Linked DNA regions of Homo sapiens: regions 2, 3, 4, 5 and 6 are each linked to region 1. The links are chromatin contacts, found by Hi-C or POLR2A ChIA-PET in ENCODE. All regions are on one chromosome and are shown on one strand. The core of a region is the stretch at or near the end of the contact, and the rest is flanking DNA. Distances in the headings are between cores, read along the strand shown. Region 1 overlaps LOC100506403 (a long non-coding RNA gene). Region 2 holds the start of LINC01426 (long intergenic non-protein coding RNA 1426). Region 3 overlaps RUNX1 (RUNX family transcription factor 1). Region 4 overlaps RUNX1 (RUNX family transcription factor 1). Region 5 overlaps RUNX1 (RUNX family transcription factor 1). Region 6 holds the start of SETD4 (SET domain containing 4).

The links. A loop is a pair of places that touch in the nucleus more often than their neighbours do. ChIA-PET counts read pairs that join two places held with the same protein, here RNA polymerase II (POLR2A). Pooled maps may share reads with other maps.
Region 2: a pooled map shows a loop between it and region 1 (5-fold over the local background). The contact joins the promoter of LINC01426 here to the enhancer-like site in region 1. A Hi-C loop is called at or near these places in 1 of 168 maps with a recorded cell type or tissue (PC-9), 2 of 37 single-sample maps with no recorded cell type and 8 of 50 pooled maps. POLR2A ChIA-PET finds 5 or more read pairs at or near these places in 1 of 52 experiments (activated CD4-positive, alpha-beta T cell).
Region 3: a loop to region 1 is called in a pooled map, with 4 times the contacts of the local background. The contact joins two enhancer-like sites. A Hi-C loop is called at or near these places in 2 of 37 single-sample maps with no recorded cell type and 7 of 50 pooled maps.
Region 4: a loop to region 1 is called in a map of B cell, with 2.7 times the contacts of the local background. The contact joins two enhancer-like sites. A Hi-C loop is called at or near these places in 4 of 168 maps with a recorded cell type or tissue (B cell, PC-3 and naive thymus-derived CD4-positive, alpha-beta T cell), 7 of 37 single-sample maps with no recorded cell type and 13 of 50 pooled maps. POLR2A ChIA-PET finds 5 or more read pairs at or near these places in 3 of 52 experiments (PC-3, activated CD4-positive, alpha-beta memory T cell and activated naive CD4-positive, alpha-beta T cell).
Region 5: a loop to region 1 is called in a pooled map, with 5 times the contacts of the local background. The contact joins two enhancer-like sites. A Hi-C loop is called at or near these places in 1 of 37 single-sample maps with no recorded cell type and 8 of 50 pooled maps. POLR2A ChIA-PET finds 5 or more read pairs at or near these places in 2 of 52 experiments (AG04449 and naive thymus-derived CD8-positive, alpha-beta T cell).
Region 6: a pooled map shows a loop between it and region 1 (4-fold over the local background). The contact joins the promoter of SETD4 here to the enhancer-like site in region 1. A Hi-C loop is called at or near these places in 5 of 50 pooled maps. POLR2A ChIA-PET finds 5 or more read pairs at or near these places in 2 of 52 experiments (WTC11 and activated T-cell).

What each region holds. Positions count from the first base shown.
Region 1 is chr21:35,527,410-35,530,045 of GRCh38, forward strand. The region is part of intron 1 of LOC100506403 (a long non-coding RNA gene); the gene reads right to left. Among named protein-coding and RNA genes, the nearest start is that of MIR802, 190 kb to the right of the region's middle. RefSeq lists enhancers at 923-1,042, 1,103-1,152, 1,173-1,352. Within about 2 kb of position 1,307, at least 14 of the 41 ENCODE cell types and tissues checked have a DNase peak (open chromatin) inside an H3K27ac peak, as active enhancers do; they include B cell, where a contact is called at or near this core.
Region 2 is chr21:34,744,523-34,747,158 of GRCh38, forward strand. It overlaps LINC01426 (long intergenic non-protein coding RNA 1426), which reads left to right and starts at 1,303. Exons shown (of 3, transcript NR_038885.1): 1 at 1,303-1,494. RefSeq lists enhancers at 1,182-1,683, 1,684-2,183, 2,390-2,636.
Region 3 is chr21:34,806,828-34,809,463 of GRCh38, forward strand. All of the region lies in intron 7 of RUNX1 (RUNX family transcription factor 1), which reads right to left. Among named protein-coding and RNA genes, the nearest start is that of RUNX1-AS1, 28 kb to the right of the region's middle. RefSeq lists enhancers at 443-1,642, 1,156-1,225, 1,504-2,014, 1,529-2,028, 1,842-1,910 and a cis regulatory region at 1,862. Within about 2 kb of position 1,289, at least 23 of the 41 ENCODE cell types and tissues checked have a DNase peak (open chromatin) inside an H3K27ac peak, as active enhancers do.
Region 4 is chr21:34,880,686-34,883,321 of GRCh38, forward strand. It overlaps RUNX1 (RUNX family transcription factor 1), which reads right to left. Exons shown (of 9, transcript NM_001754.5): 5 at 1-28. The region is part of intron 1 of RUNX1-AS1 (RUNX1 antisense RNA 1); the gene reads left to right. Among named protein-coding and RNA genes, the nearest start is that of RUNX1-AS1, 46 kb to the left of the region's middle. RefSeq lists a silencer at 2,238-2,287. Within about 2 kb of position 1,251, at least 8 of the 41 ENCODE cell types and tissues checked have a DNase peak (open chromatin) inside an H3K27ac peak, as active enhancers do; they include B cell, where a contact is called at or near this core.
Region 5 is chr21:34,973,026-34,975,661 of GRCh38, forward strand. The region is part of intron 2 of RUNX1 (RUNX family transcription factor 1); the gene reads right to left. Among named protein-coding and RNA genes, the nearest start is that of RUNX1-IT1, 65 kb to the right of the region's middle. RefSeq lists a silencer at 1,147-1,441 and enhancers at 1,285-1,334, 1,465-1,554. Within about 2 kb of position 1,351, at least 2 of the 41 ENCODE cell types and tissues checked have a DNase peak (open chromatin) inside an H3K27ac peak, as active enhancers do.
Region 6 is chr21:36,059,194-36,061,829 of GRCh38, forward strand. It overlaps SETD4 (SET domain containing 4), which reads right to left and starts at 1,333. Exons shown (of 12, transcript NM_017438.5): 1 at 1,154-1,333. SETD4-AS1 (SETD4 antisense RNA 1) reads left to right here and starts at 1,411. Exons shown (of 3, transcript NR_186380.1): 1 at 1,411-1,428. RefSeq lists enhancers at 1,106-1,255, 1,286-1,335.

The DNA of each region.
Region 1 (2,636 bases), core at 57-2,556:
CAGGACTGAGAGAAGTAGTATTGCTGGAACAGGGGAAACAATAATGGTAAAATATACAGGGTGGAGGGGCCCTGGTCTTTAGAGACATCATCTTCTTTCTTATCCTTGGGCAGAAGCAGCAGGAAACTAACAAGAACTTCCAGCAGCAGGTGCATGGTGAGCTCATCACTATTGCAGTCACATCAGGCTGCCATTCAGGATACCAAAGATGGGGCAGCTTACACACCAGGCATGACTTTCTCAGTTTTGGAGGCTGTAAGTCAAAAATCAAGGTGGCAGCCAATTCTGTTCCTGGTGAGAGTCCTCTTGCTGGTTTGCAGATGACTGGCTACTCTCTGAATCCTTACATAAGGAAGAGAGCAATCATCTCTCTCCTGTGTCTTCTCCTAAGAGTGCTAATCCCATTCATGAGGGCTCCACCCGCATGACCTATCACCCCCAAAACCCCATCTCCAAATACCATCACTTTAGGGATTAGGACTTCAACAGAGAAATTCAGGGAGGGGACCACAAACACTCAGTGCACATCAGTAACTCACAACTTCTCTCGTAGTTCCCTGTGGATGTGTGGAAGAATGGGTATCTGTCAAAAGTTAGACACACCAGGGGAAAGGAAAGCCTGGTGATTCTATAGAACCTTCCTTGTACTCCCGTCTCCAATTCAGGATCCAATGGCAGGAGAATGGGCAACAAAATGCCCTGAGAAGCTCATGAGGTCAGCACAGAAGATGCCATGAGTCTCCTGTGATGTTGGGAAAGGAATCTCTCTCAGTGGACACTGTGGGGAGGGAAGGAGGGTCTGGGAAACAATGCCTCTCTTGCCTTTTTAAATCTAAGAATTGCACATTCAGAGGGGAGTGGGAGTACAGTCATGTCATCATCTCCACATTTCATTTGATAAAGGATAGACGGTTTTGAGTCATAGACCTTTAAATATGCATGGGGTGGGGGTGGCATTAGATGAACCCTAGTCTCAAGTTGCTGGGTGAGATGAAGTCAAACAGTATCAAACCCTTTCATTCTCCTAAAAATGAGCCAAGACCATGAGCTGTAGGTAGGCATTTGCTCCAAAATGATATATTGCAGTTTTGCAACTTTCCTTTCTGTGGCTGCTGCTGTCCAAAATGCCACTTCCCTCTTAAGTTCTTCTATGCACAGTTAGAAAGATAAAATGCTAAGCAGTTGAAAAGGGTTGAAAAAGAAAGATGTAGGTTTAGGTCCGGAGCCTGGCGCACCCGCCCTAATTTGAGTCAGGGACCCTAGGCGCCTGCAGCTCCGGTTCGGGTTGAGTGCCTCCTGTCAGGATGTGAAGCTGCTGTCCCCCCCGGGGGCCTCCAGCACTGCTGAGGACTCAGCAGTCAGCCTCTCCTCCCACTTGGGCTCATTTACAGAGAGCATCTCCAGGAATCAGTCATGGGGAAAGGGGAAACGCGGAGTGACAACACAACACGTAGAAAGTTCTCTGCCGCCTTGGTCAGGCTTGTCAGCCTCACAGCCCATCCTGCTCCTGCGGGAGGAAAAGTGAGCAGAACTCAGCCCGGAGATGAGCCGCAGGCCGGCAGCCCCTGCCTCTGCCCTGCTTGTTGTGACTGCAATGCAAGGCTCTCTGTAGGTGCGGGGGATTCGGGTTAAATGGGTCTCCAGTGGTCCAGCGCTCCCAGCAAAGGCCGACCACAAGAATTAGCGGGCTAGTTATTTACCATAACCATATACAAAACCACAAGCATCAGCGTTCCCTCAAATACATCCGAGACGCTGTATATCTCTTTATTAAAGCCTGTCAGGGTTTGTTATTGCACAGCTTGGCCTTGAACCCCAACTAAACCAGGCTGCTTGAGCAAAGAACCAAGCAATGCAAGCATTCAGGCAGGACCATTATAACCCTGAGGCCAAAGGCAGAAGCAGGGAGAGGAGACGTCTTCCTCTCCTGCCTCTCTCCTTTCACTTTCACTTCGAATTGATTTTTAACTACATTCGAGCTCACGATGATAGATGGCTGTAAAATATTTTAATCATTCATAAATAAAGTATTTATCTTGTGTGAGTTATCCGGTCTCCTTCACTTTAATGAACACAGTATACATCACGCTAATCCATTACTATCAATCATAGGTTTCAAGGTAGGCAATGTAAAAACTTAGAATTGTTGTCATCCCTTCTAGGCCTTTGGACTAAGATCAGGTTTGGTTGCTATTCTTATCTGTTTGCTTAGTTTTACTTTGCCTCGTTCTCAGACCTATTTTTTTCAAAGCCATGATGTATGCATTCTAGCACATTGATGTCATTTTGAGTTCAAATGCCCCACTGGTTAAGAAAACAGCACAATGTGGAATTTTCAGCTTTCAAAAAGGTCTTTGCTACAAGACAACTCAGATAAAGAATTTAGCAATAGCCAAGATAGAGTGGTGGTGATTAAGTGATGTAATCAAAGGATTGCAATTCCCATTCTAAATAACTCTCTAACTTCAAATTTGACTATGGGGTGACCAACCTATCGGGGTGTATGTTGAACTTTCCTGGTTTGAGCACTGAAATTTGCATGTCCTGAGAACTCCGAGTCCCAGGCAAGCCAGCCTGGCTAGTCACCTAACTATGATAAATTCAGTCTTCGGCATAAGTACATACTGTTAAAACTT
Region 2 (2,636 bases), core at 53-2,552, 780 kb before region 1:
GTGGAGGATGCTTTTCAAACATGTCCTTGGGAACCTCTGCAGACCCATTCCCAGCCCATTCTCCATGATTCCAGGCCTGGCCAGGTTGAAAACTTCTGTAAATTAAAACTCAAATAAAGAGAGTATAGCTTGGGCATACCTTTTGCACATGCATATATATGTATGTGTGTGCATGTGTGTGTGTGCATGTATGTGTGTGCATGTATGTGTGTGCATGTGTTGGGATTTTTTATTTTTTAAATTTATATTTATTAAAAAAATTTTTTTTGAAACAAGGTCTTCTTCTGTCTCCCAGGCTGGGCTGCAGTGGTGTGATTATGGCTGACTGCAGCCTCAAACTCCTGGGATCAAGCAACCCTCCCACCTCAGCCTCCCAGAGCACTGGGATTACAGGTTTGAGCCACTGCACCTGGCCTATTTAAAAAGTTTGTCTAGAGCAAAAAGTCCCTAGACCTGCCAGTCCAGGGCACTAAATCACAAGAACACCAAGGCCAAACAGGCTTGAAGTCTCCAGGCTCCTCACTGGCAAACTCTACTTCCTGATCCCTTAGTGGGTTGAGGTGCCAACAGCCCCCTGGGGAGGAGGGGGTTGCATTATGGCCGTGGAGAGACTCTGAGCCTTATCAACGGTGTGGGGATGACACCCTTTTCGGAGCACTTTGTGAGGCTTTGTGCCATGCTGGGCGCTTGGCGTCAGAGACAAATAGAATCAATAACTGTGCAAAAAAAGTTGCCAGATAATTTATCCCATTGGCACCGAGCCTAGAATTATAATCAGATCTTGACTTCTTCAAAGCCTTCTTGCTTTGGATTTTCCAAATCGAAAATAAATATTGGGGGCAATTACCTTTCCTTAGTTCTCTGATGTATGAAGGGGAGTTTTCATCTATTAATTTAAGAACCCTCTCATTTCATTCGGAAGGTATTAGCCCATGGAACTTGTTAACTTAATATCAACACAGTCTGTCTAGGTTTTGACTGAAAAGAGAAAGGGGTTGTTATGCTCTAGGTTAATATTTTCCTCTCTTTAAGAAGTCTTGGGTATGCCAGACACTTCTCGGACAAAAACAGCTGTTTTCTTCCCATTGCTGAACGCATTGTTTGTGCGAGTTCACTTACTTGCTATACTCAGAATATCCTCCAGGAGTCAGCAAATCCCAACCTCTGGACGTGGCTCAGGGCCGCCCTGCCCATTGCTGAGCTGATTTGGAATTTGGGCCTGAGAGAGGAAGTGATTATTGGATGACAGGCTGCCTCCTAGGGGGCTTCTCTGGGCTTGCCATGAAAGCACTTCCGGAGGAAAAGCAGAGCTCCATCAGTCTCTTTTGGAGAGCTGTGAACGTGACCAGACCTATTAATTACTTAACTGAGGTGCTGAACTTTGAAAATGAAAGTTCCGGTGGGGAGTTCTGTCCTTTCCAGCCTGGGGAGCTCTGTCAGGGCTCTCCTGAGCGTCTCTTTCAGCTTATCAAGCTCGCTCGGGGACCGTCTCTGGTAAGTACAGGCAACCCCTCCAGCCAACCCCTCCACCCTGTGGGCCGGGGAAGTGTCTCATCGTTGAATCCACTTGCAGGCACTTCCTTGATCTCAAGCCCCACCACGCTGCCCCCAGAGTCCCAGCGAGTGGCTCAGTCACACTGGTGCGTGCCTCTCACCCGCTCTGACCTCGTCATGGGGTCCCCGAGGTGCTGGTTCATGCAAGGCTCTGTGCCTAACCAAGCTAAACACGGTGGGGCTGGGAGCAGAGGCTCACACCTGTAATCCCAGCACTTTGGGAGGCCAAGGCAGGTGGATCACCTGAGGTCAGGAGTTTGAGACCAGCCTGACCAACATGGTAAAACCCCGACTCTACTGAAAATACAAAAATTAGCCAGGCGTGACATCATGCGCCTGTAATCCCAGCTACTCGGGAGGCTGAGGCAGGAGAATCGCTTGAACCTGGGAGGCGGATGTTGTGGTGAGCCAAGGTCGTGCCACTGTACTCCAGCCTGGGTGACAGAGGGAGACTCCATCTCAAAAATAAATAAATAAACAAACTGGTACAGTGCCCTAGTGGCTTTGTGGCTCTGGCTGGGGGAGGAGGGTGGGTTGCATAACTGAGCAGCACCTCCAAGCACGATACCAACACTGCCCAGGGCCTGGCAGAGTCTACAGCTGGTCCTTATCCATGAAACTGGGGGTGAGGGGACGGGGACTGGCGGGGGGACAAATCACCTGCACAAGTGGAACAAAGATACAGGAGATAATGACAGCAAATGGAACGTAGAGTTGATGCGTTCATTGACAAAGAATTTCACACCCTGCATTATCTCACTTGAGCCCCATGAAGAGCCTGTGAGGTGGCTAGGGATGTGGAAGGAGTAGATAGGAGAGGCACAGAACAGGGGAAGGAAGGAGTGGGGCTGGGAGTGAGGACCAGGAAGGCAGAGCTGGCCCCTGGACAGGAAGAAAGCCCAACTGCCTCCCTCCCTCCCATCTGCCCTCCTGCCTGCCCTTTTCCAATAAGATGGAAATGCTGAAGGGGTTAAAAAGACAGCATTCTAAAAGCTGAGATCCTAAAATTGTGACCTCCCCTGTGATCTTAGCCTTCGTGTCAACAGCATTGAAAATGAACCTTGGTCGGGCACGGTGGCTCA
Region 3 (2,636 bases), core at 39-2,538, 720 kb before region 1:
TCTCCAAATATTTGGAGATTAAACAACATACTTCTACATTAGACATGAGTCAAATAAAAAGTCTCAAGAGAAATTAAAAAATGTTTTGAACTAAATGAAAATACAACTTATTACAATTTTTGGATGCAGATAGAACAGTACTTAGAGGGAAATTTATAGCATTGAATACATATATTAGAAAAGAAAGATCCAGAATCAGTCACTGAAGCTTCCACCTCAGGAGACTGGAGAAAATAGCAATACAGACCTCAAGCAAGCAGAAGAGAAGAAATAATAAAAATTAGACTAGGAACCAGTGAAATTAAGTACAGGAAAATAATAGACAAAATCAATAGAACAAAATATCTTGTTCTTTGAAAAGTTCAAAACATCCCTCTTTGTCCTCGTGCTCCCCACAGGCGCTGGGAGAAGATGGATAGAGACCCCTCCCGGCCCTCCTCTGACTGTCCACTCTAGGGTCTTTTAAACACCCACCCTCAGAAGCTGGGTTTCCAACAGCACCCCTTGAGCGGTGGCACCCTTCATCCTGGGCTTGGAGAAGGTTATAGTTAGAAAGCCCCTTCCTTGATTGTGTGGCTGACATCTTTAAAACGCCAGGTCTTTCAGTCATCTCTCAGAGCTATTTAAAAATAAAAGTCACATAGACCACAGGGTTCTACCATCTATTTTTGAAAAAGGCAAATCAGCTTGGTGAACATATAAACCCTAGGGGCAGCCCTGGTTATTTCCCTGGAGGAATTTTTTCCCTCCTTCATCCTGGAGGAAGGTAGGGACGTTCCCAGGGTTCCCTCCAGATTCACCTCAGTCATGGGGAGCTGGTGTAATGCCCTCTTGGAGACCTCAGAACACACAACAGGATGTGACTCAGGACTCAGAGATGTGAGTCAGTTTCCAGGGTGATGTGTTAGGGCGAGCCCCAGTGGTGGTTTGCATCTCACTGTCTGGGACCCCTGGGAAGAAAGGCCTAGGCTCCCCTTGCAGACAAAGGGGGTGACCCCAGATGCTTCCCAGCATCACATCTGTCAGAGGTGTGTGATGTCAGGGGCCTTTCAGAGTCCCTGGGGGTGGGTGACTCTGCTCTGAAAGGGACATTTCCCTGAAAGTTCCACTGTCTTTGAGAAGCAGTGTTTCCTCTGGCCTCTGCAGCAGGGAGCAAAGCTCCGGCACAGCACAAGTAAGAAGAGCAGTCACCTATTCCTACTACAGGTACCCCCAGGTAGCAGACACCGGCTCAGCACACTGTTGCTATATCATTGAAATCCCATGATAACATGAGTCAGTCAGCACCAGCTCTGGATCCTGGAAAAAAGGGAGGTTGTGAAACAGCTCCAGGATTTGCCAACCGTTCGTCTCTGGCCGGCTGCAGACATCTTGGTTAGTCATGTGTAGCTCAGATGCATTCGTTGTTCCAGCAATTACTTTGAAGAGAAGCAGACAGACCAAGCCGGGGCAGAACCCTGCCTGGGTATGCTGTTTTAAAGGCCTCAGGTTTTGAGGGATCCCATCCTCACTGCCGACCTGCCAGCCTGGGAGGTGGCAGGCTGCCTGCGGGAAGGAAGAAGGGAGCCCTGTGTCCGCCTCTCCACCACTCCCTGCTTCCGGGACCCGTATTCATCACCTCGCCGGGGAAGCTTTGTGGCTTTGTGGTCAGGGCCCTGTGAATCAAGAATGCTGGTTCCTCACATCAGGCCGCCCCCAACCCTGCTGGTTCACCCTGGAGTCCTTTTCTTTTCAAACCTCTGTTTCCTCACCTCTAAAAATGGGGGTAACCAGGCTCACTTGCCTCACAGGTGTGAGAGTTAATTAATGTTTGTGGGGCAGCTTTGAGATCCACAGATGAAAGGTGCTCTATAAACGCAAAATGCAATTCCTCATTAGCACTGTCAGACGGTTCCCAGGGGAAACAGTTCACCCTGCACCACGAGGCTGCTACCCTCAGCCAGATGAGTCTGAGACACGTCTGGGAAAGGGCTACGTATTTAGGCAGAGTGCTTTTGGAGGGAGGGTTCAAGGATAGGTCACTAGCTTCCAGAAAAGATGGGTGTTTTTAGAACATGTCTCATTCTCAGTTGGCATCGTGTCCCTGAGGCAGAGGGAGAGTGGCCTTCAGTGCACACAGCTGGAGGGACCATAGTTCAGAGGGAACAGAAGGCACCTTCTGGTTTCTGCTGCCTCCTCCCTTGCAGACAGATTCTTTCTCTGTACTTTGTTAAATAAACATTTGTTGCAGACATCTTTTCCATAAGGATCTTCTGCACTGTGCACTTTCTGCACCTCTGCCCCCCGTATACAACTTTCCAGGCCTGAAGGAGCTCTACAGACAGGTTGGGTACATTCCTGCAACACCAGCACATCATGGATGTTTAGATTCTTCTATGGCCACCCTATTTATTTCCTTCCACTCCTCCATGTCCTTCTTCTCCAGGAGGGTAAAGACAACTTTCTGCTCCCTTCTACTCCTCTGGCACCTTTGCCCCGCTTAGTTCCTTGAAAAACATGAGCCAGAAATATTGTGTTGAGGGCTGGGATATCTCAAGCAGCCTCCATCCTGAGACTGGACCCTTGGTGGAGAATGAGGATACTCACTCCAGTAAAACAAATCACTGACACCTCAAGTGGGAGCTGGGAAGCTTCAA
Region 4 (2,636 bases), core at 1-2,500, 650 kb before region 1:
CATCTGGAACATCCCCTAGGGCCACCACCTAAACACCAGTCAAAGGACAAATGCAGACATCAGGGATGTTATACATACACTTTTAGGGCATTTGTGTAGTGATTATTCTAAAATTAAATGTATATTCAATGATTTCTTTTTAGGTTGCAGAGGAATAGCAATGATAACTTAAGCAAAACAACAGAAAAGTTATAAAGAGAAGACACTTTTTTATTATATTTTAGGTTGGTGCAAAAGTAATTGCAGTGTTTGCAATTTTTAACTCCAAAAACTGCAGTTACATTTGCACCAACCTAATACATTATGTATAACTATATGTAAATTTTCAAATAGTGACACATATACTAAATTTACCTCATAAAGCCATAGTAGGTCACATAGCACAGTTGGAACAAGACTAACCATAGCAAGATATCAAGGATTTTGAGTAGCTATGCCGTCTCCTGAATACAAGCATCTCTTCTTAATTTCTCCCGTTTGAGAAACAGAACATCCTGTGTTTGTAAGTTTATAATCCAACCCATCTTTTACTTGCTCAGACCTCCACTAACAGGCTGAACAAGGTGCAGACTTTACTTTTAGAAAATAAAACAAAACAAAAAAACACAAAAAAACCCAATTTCTGCTAAAAGTAGATTTCATCTTGCTGACGATTCTTAAGTAACTTAAACTGTCCCTCTACAGTTCATCTTTGATACCTCCTACTCATCGCTATTATCTTGAGTTTTACTAGCAATGAATTCTAGCACACAAGAAAAAAAAATCAGAAATGCACCCTTCGTTTACTAATTACAAAATCAACAGACCTCAGAAAGACGGGACATTCACTTCTATGCACTCCCCTCAATTCAGGGGTGGAATTGGGTTGCATTTTTGTATCTGTGAGTCTCAGCGTGTGTAAACTCATGTCCTCACAGATGCCTGAGGTTTTCTGCTAGCCCAGCTGATCTTGACCAGGAATTTATTTAATGTAACTGAGTAAGTATGAAGTCTTATCAGGGCTATTGGAGAAAACTGGTAGATAAATGTTTTTATACTCAGGTAATTAAGAAAATGAATTCCAAAGTAAAATACTCTGAAAAGCATGACCTAAAGATACTTTGTACAATAGCATCAATTTCTTGGCTATCATTTAGGCCTTCTAGAAACTATTTTCTTGGTCTAGACATTTACTATTGGCTGTATTTCCTTTGTTTCTATTTTTCAAAGCAGTCATACAACTTCAAATCGAAATGCCCCAAGCTGTATTTATTCTGATCATTTCTGACATTCTTTACGGTAAAGTCAGTAGTGACATTTATATTACTCATTCCAATTACATCATCATTTTTGGTTGCTGTTTTTGAATTGGTAACAGTAAAGCATTCCTTAATCTAGTGTTATCACTCCTTCCTCTGCCTCCTACTTCCCAATTTTTACCTTAATAACTGCTACATAATTTTTTGTAGTATATATTTTCAGGCCTCTTTTTCTATATGTAAAAAAGGCTGCCATAGACTCACTTGTATGATATCGAAGTCATGTTTCTCAAGATTCCCATTTTCATGATCTGCTTAGCCATCACCCTTTCCCTGTGGCCTCCAGATGACTATCTATTGTTTTTATTCATTAGAACTGCTTCAGTCCTTGTGGCACAGAACACGAACTAACTCACTATGAGAGATGAACATACTTCCAACCCCAAGACTACACCAGGATAATCTAGTCTCATAGAAGCAGGGAGGCATTTTCCTCTATTTTATCCAACTTGCACTGCCAAACAAGGTCTGGGCCTTTTCTCTCTTTTTAATCCTTTCATTCCAATTGTTGGACATGTTTTCCATATAGGAGATTTTAAAACTCTGCTATTTATTCCCCAAGCACCCTCTAATTAGCTATTTAGTTCCCATTATAAGTGTGTTTGTTGCCATTTAATTAAGAGCAGTGATACGACAATTCCCTTTTTGTTTTAAAAAGATATCACGGAAATAAATCTCCCTGATCAGTTATTTGGTTATTGCTACTGTTTTTTTTTTTTTTCTATTCCCGAAAAATGGGCTTGCTTTATTTTGCTCTTTTTAGTCTCTCACAACAAATTTTCCCCTTTTTTTCATGATTTTCACTTCCCGTTGTAAAGTTAGCTCACAGTGTTGAAATGCCCTCTTTGAACACATATTTTTACTTCCTCATCCTCCTCTCCCTGTGGTAACCCAGGCTTCTCTATTGTAACTCAACATTCAGCAGGTATACAGAGACTGCCTCCACTACGTGGGTTTCAAACTGAATAACTCATTGTTGGGTCTGGATCTGTAAAAAGGTGAAAATAAATAAATCTTCTTTTATAACTACAGGAATGTATTCTGAATTATCTGCCTCCTACTGCTGTTCCCCTCACAGTGCTCCAAGCCTGTGCCTCTCTCATCTTTCCAATACTATCCTCATTGGTAATTTGGCAAATTCAGGAGACCTTCGCCAAGTCGAAACAAACATAGAATAAAATTATCATGGAGGCTAAATAAGAAAAGGCTGTTGATGTTGGAACTTAAGAAGAAAAAAATTAGAAGTTTAACTCCCACTCCTCTTTTTTTTTAAATGCAGCAGAATCAACCATATTTGGGCACCTACATATCATTCACTTGGCCTTGTATTGATCTCTG
Region 5 (2,636 bases), core at 101-2,600, 550 kb before region 1:
ATGGAATCCTCAAAACCAATATATCCCAAACTAATCACTTGAATGGATTCCCCAGCTCACTAGAGATAGGCAGTAAGGCTCTTTCTCCCTCCATCTGTCTCTTAGAGACTATCTCATAGTTTTCAGTCCTGCATGCTTATATGGACAAAGGGAGGAGGCAGATGTAGGAATCTTTTATTCAGGCCCCTCACATCTCTAAAAGATAGTCCCACTTTGGTGCCTGTGATGTTATATTGTAGTGGTTGGTGTATTTGATTGTCTCCCTTGCTACATAGTTATCATGCCAAGGACAAATTTTTGTCTGTGAATGGAGAAGAACGAGGGAAGCTCAAATCCCTGCAACGTACTGGCTTCCTGACCTGGATTGGACAAGTCACATAATCTTTCCAGGACTAATCCAGTGTCATCATGTGTGGGAAATTTTTGTATGTGAATTTTATGATACTATACATATATAAGTGATTTTTAAGAGGCCATTTATTTTCTCTTACAGTTTTCCAAACTTTGCATGTATTGATATAATAAATGTTTTATCACTGATCCAATCCATTCTTCATGCATTCATCATTACAATCCTCCTATAAATCTGCTTGTAAATCCCAAGTACTAGTTTAATTTACCAAGAGAACAACACAAACCTCCCTCCATGTCATAGAAAACTCAGTTTGGAGACACTTTATATTAAACCTTATTCCCAAATGTCATCACCACCCAGGGCAAATGGCTCATCTGACACTGTTAGCTTCTAAGGAACATTTTAATCCTTTCTACTATTGCCAGCATAGCACATGAATGACACCAAATCCACTACAAGTCTCCAGGGAGAAATGCATCGCTGATATGATGGCTTTATCTACATTTACACATTGAGGGGAAAATTGAGCTTGTTTTCATACTTCCACAAGTGCACTCTTCTAGCCCACTTTGCCTTTATTATCTCAATATTTCTGATGAATCGGAATTTTGGCCTGGATTATCCAAAGAATTGTTTCAGATCTCTTTGCCTCCACACGTAGATGGAGCTTTAGGCTATGCTCCTCCCACCCCTTCATAAATTCATGGCTTTTCAAAAATTTTCTTCTCTGTTTTCGTAAAAGCCAAGTGCAAAGAGAGAAACTAACTGATTGTACTTCTTCTTGATATGCCTGATAGTTTTCTGTCATCTTAATCATCACACGAGCAAGACTACTCAACACCCAGGCCTTCTGAGATCCGAACAATAAGTAACCACCAGTCACCTCCACACAGGCTGGCCAGGGGTGCTCATGGGGCAGAGTCCATATTAGCTGAAGACTTGCCTGTCCTCTGCCAGGGAACTCTACGGAAACGAGGGCAAGCTTTGCATGAAACCCCATTTGCAAACCGAAACCGTGAAAAAAAAAAAAAGGTGGTTCAGTGTGGTTTTTACTCAAAACCAGGTGAAGCTTTGTGGTTCAGCCAAGTTTTGACTTGAAGCCGGAGAGAGCTCACTGTGTTTGGCTGGACCTTGTTTTACATTTCATGTTCCATTTGGTTCTGTTTCCCAAACCTGAAACTGAGGGTTCAGATGAGGGGCACAAAATGAATAAAATGAAGTTGACATGAAATGTGGTGTAGATGAAGACAGCACCAGCTTTGTGATGCCAACTCCTGCTCCTGCTCTCTGCCGGCACTCCTTCTAGAAACGGCCTTCCCCACACTAAGTAGTTCCCTGGGACTTTTCTTTAAGGAACAGAATGATTAACACTATACAAAAATAGCAAAGGCTATTTTGCTCTTGTTTATTTTAACAGATCCATTAACAAATCTGTTTTTGTGAGTCAGCCATTGAGACTTTTGAGGAAAACATTTTAAGTAACAGACTGTGACGTTATAATGGCATGAATTTATTTAATATGTTTTAAATATCTACTATGTGCTAGAAATTTTAACTTATTAAGTTCTCACCGTATTTTATAGATGTGGAAACTAGGCTCAGAGTGATTGGATAAATTGCCCATATGCTAAAAGAGAAGGCAAGCAAGTGTAATACTAGGCAGAGCCAGCTAGATGTGGAAACTAGGCTCAGAGTGATTGGATAAATTGCCCATATGCTAAAAGAGAAGGCAAGCAAGTGTAATACTAGGCAGAGCCAGCTAGTAAGTGGTGGAGGAAAAGACTTCCCCCTGGATCTTTTCCCTAGCTATTTTCATTAGACCTCAATACCTACAAATCAGACCGAAGTTCTGCCCTCCGGGATATTATGAAGATACATATTTGGCTTCATAAAGAAGCTCTGCTCTGCTTCTATGGATTTAACCAACTGTGGATCTCTCTACGTATAGATCTGTATATATGGATGGTTGTCTGTATTGAACATGCGCAGACTTTTTTCCTGTCATTCTTCCCTAAACAATACAGTATAACAACTATTTGCATAGCATTTACATTATGTTAGGTATTATAAGTAATCTAGGGTTGATTTAAAGTATACAGGAGGATGTGCACATGTTATATGCAAATACTACACCATTTTAGAAAAGAGACTTGAGCATCTGAAGATGTTGTTATTCCAGAGGGGTCCTGAAACCAATACCCCCATGGATACTGGGGGGTGACTGTACTTAAAACAATAGTGTGTGGTGGAAAGTGCTAAACTTCCTAAAAGTTGTCCAAAT
Region 6 (2,636 bases), core at 83-2,582, 530 kb after region 1:
TACAGCTTAATCTACTAAAAATACAAAAAATAGCTAGGCGTGGTGGCACACGCCTGTAATCCCAGCTACTTGGGAGGCTGAGGCAGGAGAATCGCTTGAACCTGGGAGGCGGAGGTTGCAGTGAGCCGAGATCGCGCTACTGCACTCCAGCCTGGGCGACAGAGCGAGGCTCCGTCTCAAAAAAATAAAAAAATAAATACATAAATAAAAATAAAATAATGGCTGGGTACAGTGGCTCACGCCTGTAAAACCAGCACTTTGGGAGCCCGAGGCGGGCTGAGGTCAGGAGTTCAAGACCAGCCTGGCCAACATGGTGAAACCCCGTCTCTACTAAAAATACAAAAATCAGCCGGGCGTGGTGGCAGGCACCTGTAATACCAGCTACTGGGGAGGCTGAGGCAGGAGAATCGCTTGATCTCAGGAGGCGGAAGCTGCAGCTAGACGAGATCACGCCACTGCACTCCAACCTGGGCGACAGAGCGAGACTCTGTCACAAAAAATAAATTAAAAAAATAAAAATAAAAAATAAATCTACTTCTAAAACATACGAGGGCAGAAATGAGCAAGAGACAAGAACTCCAGGCAATATTAATACCGCACTTCCGCAGTATAAGGTTCATTATTTGACCTAACGAAAGTCGGCATGTCCAGCTCCAGAGGCGAACGGCGGCTGGTTCGGTGCGGGTCCCAGCGCTCAGTCCACAGACCGCGCCGGGAAGTGTCCCCAAGACTCCCGGGCCCTCGCGCGAGCTGTCCACCATCACCCTGCTGAGGACCACGTGAAGCCCGGTGACCGCCACAGACACAGGCACCGTCCCCGCCCCCATAGTCCTCAAACTCTAGCCGTGAGGCCGTCCTACGGTCCGACACACACCGCTCCCGCAGCCATAGGCCAGCCAGGCGAGCATCGGACCTCGGGCCTCAGGCTCCTCAGCTTTACGCAGCGCGCCGGAGCAACATGCGCTAAGTGTAGGACTCCACAAGATGAGAGGTTACTGCAGCGCACACGATAATGCCTGCCCTGGAGGGGACCTGCGACCTAAACTCAGTTCTTTTTACGCTGATGAATGAAAGACTAAGGAACGCACCCCGCCGACTCTGCTCCCGTTACCCGGGCAACTGGAGGCCCGACCCGGAAGTCCTACTAGCTCACCTAGGCGCCGGCGGCCGCTTCCAAGATGGAGGCTGCAGTGGGCGGGCCCAAGGCACGTGGAAATACCAAACAGCCCCAGATGAAGGCAAGTTAAAGGAACCGGCCAAAACTGCAGAGGGAGAGGCTGAAGGCTGTCGCGCCTGCCTGGTGTCCTTAAGCAATCCAAGTCCTCAGTCTCCCGGGTCCGCCCCTTCCGCCGCGGGCGGCAGCTTCCGGCTCGCGCATGCGCAGTGTTCGCGGACTCGCCGCCAACGCCCAGTACAGTCGGGGACGAGGTCGGCACACCCACAGCCCCATAACCCCTACGTCGAGTCAGGGGTCAGAAAACCCAGTAACCCGCAGGCGAGCAAGCTGCGCACTGAAAAGCCGGCCTGCGGAGTCTTTCCTTACGAAGTTAAACCACCTAGGGCGCGCGGCCCTGTTCGCCCAGACCTCGGGCTTTCCTGCCAGGCTGGGTTTGCCGGGTCGAGTCACTTTGCTCGCCAATCCCCGCCCCCATTCCACCGTTTCATTCTGGCCCCAGGACCCGCCTCACAGGAAAATTCTAAATAATATATCTAAATACCCCTTCTTCCAATAGCGGGAGCTCGATTTCTGCCCCACCCACCCCCACTTTGATTATGGGCTATGCCTAGTAACTTGATTCCAAAGAGTACAGCCTGGAATGGTGTTGGGGACTACAGTGGAGAAACCTGGCAAACAGTACCTTACCGGGTGGTCAAGGATAACATCAGGAAGAAATCATGCTGATAGCATGTTCCTGTGGTGTCTCTCTCCAAAACCCTTCTATGGAAATCTTCTATGGGGGAAAAAAAATTAGTACTCCTAAACATGTTTTCTGTCATGAAAAACAAGTACAGTTGTCCCTTAGTGTCCGTGGGGGAATGGTTCCAGGACCCTGCGGATACCAGAATTAGAATGCTCAAGTCCCTTGTATACAATGGTGTAAACCTAAGTAACAAAAGAGGCTCCCTAAAAGAAAATGAGATTTATCTGGGAGTAGCATTGCAATGGGAATATGCATGCCATAGTAAACTGTGTGCGTTTTGGGGGAGGTTGAGGCAAGGAGATGTTTTTAAAAGGAAAATGAAGATTATATGAATTGCTTTAAATCAATTATCTTTGGCTAAAAGAATGAATAACAAAGGTAGCATCAGTCCAAAGTTGCTGGACAGATGTCCTTGCAGAAGGATTTTCTGTGTTTAAGATTGGGCCTTTCTGCAAGGTTAGGGTCTTTTGTGACAATTCTTGTTATGAGGCGTAGTGCATGAGAACCCTTCCTTCAAGGCCTTCCCCAGCTGCATTTATCAGGGTTTTGACACAAGTGACTCCATTTTGATTCTGCAACTTTCACAATGGTGTAATATTTGCATATAACCTATGCACATCCTCCCATATACTTTAAATCATCTCTAGATTACTTATAACATCTAATACAATGTAAATACTATGTAAATAGTGAAGGGGTGGCCTGCCGCTCCAC